Linked DNA regions of Homo sapiens: all the other regions are linked to region 3. A link is a contact called in ENCODE Hi-C data. All regions are on one chromosome and are shown on one strand. The core of a region is the stretch at or near the end of the contact, and the rest is flanking DNA. Distances in the headings are between cores, read along the strand shown. Region 1 holds the start of CD99 (CD99 molecule (Xg blood group)). Region 2 holds the start of ASMTL (acetylserotonin O-methyltransferase like). Region 3 has its middle 330 kb from the start of DHRSX.

What was found. A loop is a pair of places that touch in the nucleus more often than their neighbours do. Pooled maps may share reads with other maps.
Region 1: a loop to region 3 is called in a map with no recorded cell type, with 7 times the contacts of the local background. The contact joins the promoter of CD99 here to the enhancer-like site in region 3. A Hi-C loop is called at or near these places in 13 of 37 single-sample maps with no recorded cell type and 5 of 50 pooled maps.
Region 2: a map of B cell shows a loop between it and region 3 (28-fold over the local background). The contact joins the promoter of ASMTL here to the enhancer-like site in region 3. A Hi-C loop is called at or near these places in 1 of 168 maps with a recorded cell type or tissue (B cell), 21 of 37 single-sample maps with no recorded cell type and 6 of 50 pooled maps.

Annotation. Positions count from the first base shown.
Region 1 is chrX:2,689,549-2,693,154 of GRCh38, forward strand. CD99 (CD99 molecule (Xg blood group)) reads left to right here and starts at 1,747. Exons shown (of 10, transcript NM_002414.5): 1 at 1,747-1,879. The coding sequence starts at 1,813.
Region 2 is chrX:1,451,272-1,455,275 of GRCh38, forward strand. It overlaps ASMTL (acetylserotonin O-methyltransferase like), which reads right to left and starts at 1,638. Exons shown (of 13, transcript NM_004192.4): 1 at 1,477-1,638. The coding sequence starts at 1,569.
Region 3 is chrX:2,173,415-2,177,055 of GRCh38, forward strand. No RefSeq gene overlaps it. Among named protein-coding and RNA genes, the nearest start is that of DHRSX, 330 kb to the right of the region's middle. Within about 2 kb of position 1,402, at least 2 of the 41 ENCODE cell types and tissues checked have a DNase peak (open chromatin) inside an H3K27ac peak, as active enhancers do.

The DNA.
Region 1 (3,606 bases), core at 497-2,996, 520 kb after region 3:
CTAAAACGTATAACACCAAGCTGCACCCCGACCACCTTGAGGACACGTTCTCGGGACCTCCTGAGGGCTGTGTCATGGGCCATGGTCACTCATATTTGGCTCAGAATAAATCTCTTCAAATATGTTAGAGTTGGACTCCTTTCTCTTTTTTTCTTTTTTCTTTCTTTTTTTTTGAGACGGAGTCTCGCTCTGTCACCCAGGCTGGAGTGCAGTGGCCTGATCTTGGCTCACTGCAACCTCCATCTCCCCGGTTCAAGCGATTCTCTTGCCTCGGCCTCCTGAGTAGCTGGGACTACAGGTGCACACCACCACACGCGTCTAATTTTGTATTTTAGAAGAGACAGGGTTTCACCTTGTTGGTCAGGCTGGTCTCCAATTCCTGACCTCAGGTGATCCACCCGCCTCGGTCTCCCAAAGCGCTGGGATTCCAGGCGTGAGCCACCGCGCCCGGCCTAGTTTGACTCTTTTCGTGGACAGTTTGAAGTGTGGAATGCAAGAATATTCAGGGTTATTTGTCAGGCTGCAAAGTTGTTCCACTACCCTGCGGGAAAATGGATACAATTTTAGGCTTAGGTGTTAACAGATAACATTGTTAAGTGTGGGAAGGGCGACAACTGCACTGCAGCTGTGGCCAGTGGCGCGGGAGGGTGTCTAAACTCAAAGCCCACTGGAAGGCGAGTCGCCCATGACCAGGACTAGGGCCCAGGTGCCCCAGATAGAAGGCACCTCGTTCCCTATTGCCCCTCACTAACTCCCGTGACCAGGAGTCCCCACTCCCAACCTTGTCCTGGGGATTCTGGGGAGAAACTGCCCCAGCGCAGAGGCTACTCCAAGGGTTGTCCTTGGTCCGGCGCAAAGGGTTCGTCCGCCACCCTCCCGGCTGCGCACCCCGCGCTCGGACGCTCTAGAAAGGACTTGGGACGGGGGTTGCCTGTGGAGCGGGGGCCTAGGCTTCCTGAGCAGGGAGAGGATTGCACTTTGCTCCCCTTGGGGAACTCCCTGAGGTGAGCAGCGGGGAGGGGCCCCCATACTTTTCCCAGCAGGGGAGCCGGGAGTTTCCTCTGCTCCCACTGCAGAGCAGGGGAGGGTCCCTGCTAGGGGCGGAGAAGGGGCTGCAGGGGCGAGTGGGGAGGGGGGCTACACGTTTCCAAGAAGGGCGGCAGTTTCGTGTCGCTACAGTTGCAGGCGTGCATTTAGGAGGCTGTAGACAGGGAGGGACCCGCACTTTCCCGAGCAGGGGAGCTGCTGGGAAAGTTTGTTTTTTTGCTCCCACTGGAGACCAGGGGGTGAGGGGCGGAGAAGTGGCTGCAGGGGCGAGTGGGGAGAGGGGGCTCTATGTTTCCAAGAAGGGCGGCAGTTTTGTGCCACTACAGTTAAGGGCCGCCCTCGGGCGTGCATTCAGAGGGCTGTAAACCGGGAGGGACCCGCACTTTCCCGAGAACGTTGTAGTTCACTTTGCTTCGGGTCGGCGCCGCCCTGGCTACGGCCCTGTGGGTGGGTGAGGGGGCGTGGGCAGTTTCCTGAGAAGGGGCGGGGCGTGTACCGTACTCCCCTCGGCGCTGCCTGGGCCACCCCCGCCCGCCTACCCCCTCTGTCTCCTCCCCGGGCCCGGCGTTCCCGCCCCTTCTGTGCGCGCGTGGAGGCCGGGGCGGGGCGGGCGCAGCCGGCGCTGAGCTTGCAGGGCCGCTCCCCTCACCCGCCCCCTTCGAGTCCCCGGGCTTCGCCCCACCCGGCCCGTGGGGGAGTATCTGTCCTGCCGCCTTCGCCCACGCCCTGCACTCCGGGACCGTCCCTGCGCGCTCTGGGCGCACCATGGCCCGCGGGGCTGCGCTGGCGCTGCTGCTCTTCGGCCTGCTGGGTGTTCTGGTCGCCGCCCCGGGTGAGCGAGCGGAGGGATCCGGGTTGGGGGACGCGGAGGGCGCGGGCCGGGACTGGGGATCCGCTTGAGATGCGGCGTTGGGGGCGCCCCGCGGGGACACCCGGAGCCTCCTCCCTGCCCGGCAGGACGCGCTGTGCCCACGGGGGCCCAGGCCCGGAGGAGGCGCCCACTTTCTCCCCAACGCTTTTCCTGGAGCCGTTCCAGAGAGAAAAGTCAGCGTTTGTTGTCGGAGTTGCAAACTCTTACATGTGGGGCGGCCTTGGGAGAGGTGCGTCCGATTTTTCCCAATCTAGGGGACCTTCTTACAGATCTCTCTCCCTTTGCATGAGCCCCTCACCCCACCCCGTTATCTACCCCCAGGGTTTGGGGACCTGCGTCTTCAGGCCGCGCGCGGAGGCCGCCCTGGAGTTGCCTGTCACAGCCACGCCCTGCGTCCCGGGCCTAAATTTGGAATCGCTAGGAGCCTGAGACCCGGGTGGTGGGGGGAAGGGAAGGAAAAGTTAGAAAAAAACTTTGAGCCCTGAAAATGTTCAAAAATACTCTGTGGATGCGGGCTCCGGGAATTTCAGCGCGTGCTGTGCGCCAAGCAACACGGGGCGCAGAAAGAAACGTGTGCTTACCAAATTGTCCATCTGCGGCGGTGGAGAATTCGGAAAACAGAAAAAGTGGGCAGGGAAGAAAGAGCCACGGTCACCCTCCCACGCCCTAAACCGGGCCTATTTCTAATTATTACTTTAATCATGTTTTTCTGTTTCCCTCCCTTTGAAACGGAAACGGAGACCCTGCCGGATGTGGTATGTTATAAATTCTTTTTTCATGTTATAAATTCTTTTTTCAATGGTCAGTGCATTTTTTGCTCTTCGTATGGGCAGGCTTTTAAGTAGACCGGCTTGCGGGCAGTGTGGACTTCAGGACGGGCCTTATCAGGGCTGGACGTATTTAGGAAGGAGACGCGGGAACGCCCGGCCCTGGGGAGGACGGAGGAGGCCCGATTTGTGTTGATAGGATCTAGCTCAGCCTAGAGCTGCGGTGACTAGGCCGGGTCTCTATTTTTAGGGAGGAGTTGCTAATGGATTTACACCCTCTTTAAAGGGGTCCCGGGTATCCTAGAAATTGTGCTTTCACTTGGTAGAGATTAGAGATAATGAAGCCTGCTCCGTAGAGGAAAACTTGGAGGACTTTCCAGCCTGCAGGGGAGGTTCCAAGCAGAGCTTCCTGTTTCTCCCTTTTCTTCCTAAATGTCCTTCTTGCGGGCAACCTGTCACCACGGACGGGATGGCTCTGTAGGGTTTTATCAGCTGCATTTGTTCCCCAGGCACCTGCAGATGAACGGGTTTTTCACTTGTCTCTCTGCGAATGCATTCCTTCATCCTTCATGCCTGCCTTCCTTCTTTTGCACCTACTGTGGGCTTGGGGTCAGGGAAATATATCCAAGGGAGTGCTGGTGGCCTAAGAATTCAGTTTCCTGGAGAACAGAGGCATCTGAACAGGCAGACGGGAGACAGGGCCACAGGGACCTTTATAGTTCCATCACGAAATAACTCAGGGGTTCCCAGTGGTAAATCTTGGTGAGGGGCTTGGCTGGATTTTGAAGCCCTAGGGACAGATTTGCCGGCTGGTCTGGCGTTCCAGGTCATTGGAGCAGAGTGAGTGGAAAGCCTTATATTCTCTAAGCCCCAAACAAGTCGTTGCACAGTTTTTTTGTTTTTGTTGGTGGTGGTGGTTTT
Region 2 (4,004 bases), core at 388-2,887, 720 kb before region 3:
ACCCCCATCCCTAGGGGGTCCTGGGTTACTCTCCCCTTCCCCATCCCTAGGTGGTCCTGGGTCACTCTCCCCTCCCCATTCCTTGGGGGTCCCGGGTCACCCTTCCCTCCCCCATCCCTAGGGGGTCCTGGGTCACTCTCCCCAACCCCATGCCTAGGGGTTCCAGGTCACTCTCCCCTCCCTCATCCTTTTGGGTCCCGGGTTACTCTCCCTACCCCCATCCCTAGGGGGATCCCGGCTTACTCTCCCCTCCCCCATCCCTAGGGGGTCCCAGGTTACTCTCCCATCCCCATTCCTAGGGGGTTCTGGGTCACTCCCTGCAACCCCATGCCTAGGGGTTTCGGGTCACTCTCCCCACCCCCATCCCTAGGGGGGTCCCGGGTCACTTGACCTCCCCATTCCTAGGGGTCCCGGGTTACTCTCCTCTCCCCCATCCCTAGGGGTCCCGGGTTACTCTCCCCACCCCCATCCCTAGGGGGGTCTCGGCTTACTCTCCCTATCCCCAACCCTGGAGGTCCCGGGTTACTCTCCCCATCCCCATGCCTGGGGGTCCCGGGTTACTCTCCCCATCCCCATCCATGGGGCTCCGGGGTCACTCTGCTGTCCCCATCCCTAGCGGTCCTGGGTCACTCCTCCCTCCCCATCCCTAGGGGGTCCCGGGTCACTCTCCCCAACCACATGCCTAGGGCGTCCTGGGTTACTCTCCCCACCCCCATCGCTAGGGGGTCCCAGGTTACAGGTTACTCTCTCCAACCCCATCCCTAAGGTGTCCCGGGTTTCTCTCCCCTCCCCCACCCCTAGGGGGGTCCCGGGTTACTCTCCCCTCCCCCATCCCTAGGGGGTCCTGGGTCACTCTCCCCAACCCCATCCCTAGGGGTCCCGGGTTATTCTCCCCAACCCCATTCCTGGGGGTCTCGGCTTACTCTCCCCATCCCCATGCCTGGGGGTCCCGGGTTACTCTCCTCTCCCCCATCCCTAGGGGTCCCGGGTTACTCCCCCACCCCCATCCCTAGGGGGGGTCTCGGCTTACTCTCCCCATCCCCAACCCTGGAGGTCCCGGGTTACTCTCCCCATCCCCATGCCTGGGGGTCCCGGGTTACTCTCCTCATCCCCATCCATGGGGCTCCGGGGTCACTCTGCTGTCCCCATCCCTAGCGGTCCTGGGTCACTCTACCCTCCCCATTCCTAGGGGTCCCGGGTTACGATCCCCTCCCCCATCCCTATGGGGACCCAGGTCACTCCCCACCCCCATGCCTAGGGGGTTCCGGGTTACTCTCCCCTCCCCCATCCCTAGAGGTTCCGGGTCACTCTCCCCAACCCTATCCCTGGAGGTCCCGGGACACTCTCCCCTCCCCCATCCCTAAGGGTCTCGGGTCACTCTCCCATCCCTATCCCTAGAGTTCCTGAGTCGCTGGGCCCTCCGGGGTTCAGCCCCTCCGTCCCCGGTCCCCTGCCCCGCCCAGGCCCAGGCCGTACCGCGTTGCTGAGGATCTCCTGACGGCGTGGGGAGGCGCTGGCCAGCACCACGCGCTTGTGCAGCAGCTTCCCAATCACCGGGCACAGCACCATGGCGTCCACGCCGGGAGCCGGGCGTCCGCACTTCTGAGCCCGGAGCCCGCGGTGCGCGCAGCGCGGCTGCAAAAAAAACAGGCGGCCAGAGTCCCGCCTCCGCGAGGCCACGCCCCCGCCCGCCTCCGCGAGGCCACGCCCAGTCCGCGCCTTCAGTGGCCTCCCCGCGAGACCGCGCCCAGGCCACGCCTCCATTGAACACTCCGTCAGGCCTCGCCCAGGCCACACCTCCATTGCCCTCTCCACCAGGCCACGCCCATGTCACGCCCCATTGATCTCCCCTGAGACCACGCCCAGACCACGCCTCCATTGCCCTCTCCGTCAGGCCACGCCCAGGCCACACCTCCATTGCCCTCTCCGCCAGGCCACGCCCATGTCACGCCGCCATTGACCGCTCCGCCAGGCCACGCCCAGGCCACACCTCCTTGCCCTCTCCGCCAGGCCACGCCCATGCCACGCCGCCATTGAGCTCCCCGTGAGGCCACGCCCAGGCCACACCCCCGCCCGCCTCCCCCCCGGGCACCGCCCCGGCCGCTTGGTGAAGCACCGCCCCCAGCTCCGCCTCCCGGGCCCCGTCCCCGCCCCCGGCGCTCGCCCCGCCCCTCCCCACCCCGCCTGCGGCGCCAAGACCTGCAATGGCGCAGGCAGCTGCGGGGTCCCGGGGAGGAAAGGCTGGCGTGGATACTTGGGGTTCCTTGCAGGCGCGGCGTGGGGAGTGGAAATGCTGGGTTTCCGCAGCTGCGGTTGTGGGCAGTTGTGGGGGTGGGGGGTTCTTACCCGCACGTGGAGGGGCCCGGCGCAGAGATGGGGGTCTTGTGGGAGCCGCGTCGGGGAAGGTAGAGATAGGGGGTTCCCCGCGGACCCGGTGCGAGTGGCGTGGGGATGGGGATGTCCTCGTGCCTGGTGGGAGGGGAGTGGAGATGGGGGTGTCCACGGGCCTGGTGGGAGGGGCGTGGAGATGGGGGTGTCCACGGGCCTGGTGGGAGGGGCGTGGAGATGGGGGTGTCCACGGGCCTGGTGGGAGGGGCGTGGAGATGGGGGTGTCCACGGGCCTGGTGGGAGGGGCGTGGAGATGGGGGTGTCCACGGGCCTGGTGGGAGGGGCGTGGAGATGGGGGTGTCCACGGGCCTGGTGGGAGGGGCGTGGAGATGGGGATCCCCGCGGGGATGGTGGGAGGGGTTTGGAGATGAGGGTCCCCGCGAGAATGCTCGGAGGGGTATGGATATGGGGGTCCCCGCGGGCCGGGTGGGAAGGGCGGGGAGATGGGTGGGGGGGGGGTCCCCGCGTGCCTGGTGGGAGGGGCGTGGAGAAGGTGGGGGTCCTTGTGGGAGGGGCGTGGACACTGGGGATCCGCGCGGGCGTGGTGATGGGCGCGGCGTGGGGACCCCCTGGGGGCGCGGTGCTGGGGGCGCAGGGATGGGACCAGGGCGGGCGCTGTGAGGTGGGGGACGCCCGGCTGTGCCTTCCCTCCCTAAACGGAGCCCACCTCCAGGGCAGCGGGTCCCTTGCGCGCCGCAGGCTGCAGGGGGCGCGCGTGAGCTGTGCGAGGATTTTTCTTAAACCCCAGAGCCCAGCCGCACCTGCTCCACATAAACCCAGCGTGGCGTGGAGACTCCGGGCACTGTTTCCCCAGCCTTTGTGACTCAAAAGATTTTAAAATAAAATGTCAAAAATAATAATATACCCAGAGCCTATGCCAGTGATGTGTAGATGCAGAAAATGGAATCCTACAGTTAATTTTGTTAACTGTGGAATGACATCCGAGGGTGTCCAACACATTACGGAGAAAACGAAAAACTGTAGTCAGAGAAGTCACAGAAGAGCCAAATAAAAGAGAGGAAAAAAGCATCTAAACCATGTGATGTCTGATTTTCAATATTGTGAGTTTTTGAAAAAAAATTTTAAAAAGCACATAGATTCACATTTCAGAATTTTGGAGAAGTAACTTTCTTCGTTTTGAAGCGATAGAAGGAATCATAAGTTTATAAACTGTACTGCATATAACATAAACTCCATGCAGGTGAAGGTTTTTGTTTGTTTGTTTCTTTCTTTTCTGTTTGTTTCTTTCTTTGTTTTTTGAGACCGAGTCTCACTGTGTCGCCCAGGCTGGAGTGCAATGGTGCAATCTCGGCTCACTGCAACCTCCGCCTCCCAGGTTCAAGCGATTCTCCTGCCTCAGCCTCCTGAGTAGCTAGGATTACAGGCACCTGCCATCACATCGAGCTAATTTTTGTACTTTTAATAGAGATGGGGTTTCGCTGTGTTGGCCAGGCTGGTCTCGAAGTCCTGACCTCAGGTGATCCACCCGACTCAGCCTCCCAAAGTGCTGGGATTACAGGTGTGAGCCACCGGGCCCAGCTGCGGGTGAGATATTAAACATAAAGAAAAATAGCAAAGGAAATTACAGTAATTCTCTATAGAAGATGAAGTGAAGG
Region 3 (3,641 bases), core at 152-2,651:
GCTCAGGTTTGTCCATCGTCACAAAAACGTTGTCCATAAAATGTAACAATACCACAACACCGGAAAAATGCTTCCACAAGTGGCTGAGGCAGTAATGAAAGTAATTACACCTGTCACTTCTTTTTCTTGTTGCTGTTATTGTTGTCTAAAGTTTAGCTTGCTTCATTCTTTCCCTTAAACTTTTATCTTAGGTTTGGGGGTACACGTGCAGGTTTGTTGTAGGTCAATTTGTGTCACCGCAGTTTGTTGTACAGATGATTCCATCACCCAGGTATTAAGCCCAGTACCAATAGTTATCTTTTCTGCCCCTCTCCCTCCTCCCACCCTCCACCCTCAAGTAGAGGTGTCTCTTGCTCCCTTCTTTGTGTTCATGAGTTCTCCTCATTTAGCTCCCACTTATTTATTTTTTTATTTTTTTGAGACGGAGTGTCACCCTGTCGCCCAGGCTGGAGTGCAATGGCGTGATCTTGGCTCACTGCAACGTCCGCCTCCCGGGTTCAAATGATTCTTCTGCCTCAGCCTCCCCAGTAGCTGGGATTACAGGTGCCTGCCACCACGCCCGGCTAATTTTTGTATTTTTAGTAGAGATAGGGTTTCACCATGTTGGCCAAGCTGCTCTCAAACTCCTGACCTCGTGATCCACCTGCCTCGGCCTCCCAAAATGCTGGGATTACAGGCCTGAGTGACCGCGCCCGGCCTAGCTCCCACTTATAAGTGACAAAGTGCAGTATTTGATTTTCTGTTACTGCATTAGTTTGCTAAGGGTGATGGCCTCGAGCTCCATCCATATTCCTGTAAAAGACATGATCTCATTCCTTTTTCACAGTTGCATACTATTCCATGCATGCCTGTAATTCCCAAGCATGTAGAAATATTACAACACGATCCAGCGGCATAAAATGTGGTTTGAACCCACCCCCATCCTTTGGTTTTTCTCTTTCCTCCCTTCCCTTAACCTCCTACTTTTAGTTTTTAGCGTGCCTCCTTCTGTTTCTTTTTTATTTTTTTTTTATTGAGACAGAGTCTTGCTCTGTCGCCCAGGCTGCAGTGCAGTGGTGCAATCTCGGCTCACTGCAAGCTCCGCCTCCCGGGTTCACACCATTCTCCTGCCTCAGCCTCTCCGAGTAGCTGGGACCACAGGTGCCCCCAACCGCGCCGGGTTTTTTTTTTTTGTTTTTTTTTTTTTTGTATTTTTAGTAGAGACGGGGTTTCACCGTGGTCTCGATCTCCTGACCTCGTGATCCGCCCGCCTCGGCCTCCCAAAGTGCTGGGATTACAAGCGTGAGCCACCGCGCCCGGCCTGTTTCTTGTATGCTAAGGTTTGCATTACAGCTGGGAAAGTGGAGAAGAGACAATGTTTCTCCTCCAACCGAGTAAACAAAATTACGGGGATTAGAATGTGCCTGCTAAGAGCTCAGTAAACGTCATCTAGTGGTTACTAAGTGACCAAACAGGAAGCTGGGTGTTCATGCAGTCATGCCTGGATTCACTCACACTGCAGCCGCTGGTAGGGACAGACACAGCAGGGTTGGGACAGATTTGGTGGAAGAAATCATAAGCTAAAGAGAAACCCTGGCGTGCAAAACAATCCTTCCTGGCCGGGTGCGGTGGCTCACGCCTGTAATCCCAGCACTTTGGGAGGCCGAGGCGGGCGGATCACAAGGTCAGGAGTTCAAGACCAGCCTGCCCAATATGGTAAAACCCCGTCTCTACTAAAAAAAAAAAAAAAAAAAAAAAATCGCCAGGCGTGGTGGCGGATGCCTGTCGTCCCAGCTACTCGGGAGGCTGAGGCAGGAGAATCGCTTGAACCCGGGAAGCGGAGGTTGTAGTGAGCTGAGATCGGCCCACTGCACTCCAGCCTGGGAGACAGAGCAAGACTCTGTCGGAAAAAAAAAACAAAAACAAAAACAAAAAAACCATTCCTTCCTGGTAGCAGGCCTCATTCATCAGCAGCCCATAAAGGACTCTACTGACTTTTTGTCCTAGGTTAACTACAACCTGTGTCCCAGAAACTGCAGAGAGGCTCCCTTCAGGGTTCCCACGCTCATCCACATACACATACACTCACGCATGCACACGGCTATTCACACTCGTGCATACACATATACATATACATTGCAGGTGTGCACAGGTTTTCACACGCATCTGCACACGCACGCATGCAGCTAAAAGCATATGTGCATTTTACACACGCACACATGCATTCACGCACACATGAGGCATTTGCACACGTGCACGGGTGCACTCTGTGGTCTCTGCCCTTCCTCTCGGCACTGCTTCTCCTTCATGGATCCCTTCCTTTTGTGATTTCAAGAAAGCCTCTTTGGAGAAGGTCTTCCACTCCAACACCAACCTGTCAACCAAAATCCTGCCCCGTGTCGGCAGCACGGCCTTTGTAGATTGCATGCTGGGTCCAAATCACATTCTATGTTGTTTTCAGCAGTGCTCCCCTCGATGTGTGCCACAGCCCTCATCAAGAGGAGTCCAGAGCTGTCGTCATCAGCGCTACGATGCTGATCCTGTCTTTGTCCTCTATTCTCCTCTTTGCATACACAGCCAGCTCATCTACCGAAATGAGAACTCTTGTGTGTCAGGGTCTAAGTGTTTCTCCTCTTTGCAGCCCTGCTTCCACTGAAACCCAGGCATACACATGCATGTACAGATACACTCACACCTGCATGTACACACGTGCGTATACATGCATTGCACACATCGATTCACACATAGGTATGTACACCCATGCACATACACACTGCATATATGTGCAGATTTTCACACATACATGAGGCATCTGCACACGTGCACAGGTGCACTCAGTTTTTCACACTCATGCACACGCAGGCACACATGCATGCACACATATGCACATACATCAATAAATGCATAGCCCACACACATATTTACACATGCACGAAGCATTCTCATACCCATGAATACACGTTCATACATGCACACACAAGCATCCACTCAAGTACACATATTCACACATGCATGTACACACATGCACAGAAACACACATACATGATACACATGCAACCCTTTCACAGTGCATGCACGGTGCACACACACATGCACACATTCACACATGCATGTGTGCATTGAACACGCATTTGCGCATGCACAAGGCATTCACACAATCGTGCATACACATTCACACCTTCATGCACACAAATTCACATATGCATTTGCAGGCATGCAGTGATGTGTGCACACGTGCATTCAGATGCGTGAATTCATGCAAACACACACAAACAACACGCACACATATGGATGCATACACACACATGCATGCATACTGAGACACCCTGAGGCACAGTGAGATGTCTGTAACATAATACAAATTGGGTGGTTACATTTGGCCTCTTGAAATTCAACAAAACCACAATACAATCCAGCATCTTTGGTCCAAAGCAGCTCCTGCCTCCTGACTTCTGCTCCAGTGGTGCGTCTGTTTTCCTAGAGTGTCGTCTGGGGCAACAACGCTTCTTTGAACTTTGCAAAAAGGCTTGGGATGTGTTGACCCAAGTCCAGCTCTGTGATCTCAAATAACTTAGCCAGTCTCTTTTGTTGCTTCTGTCTCACTAAAGAGAATAGGTTCCACTAGAATTTGACCATGGCAACCACAGTCTTTTTTGTTTGTT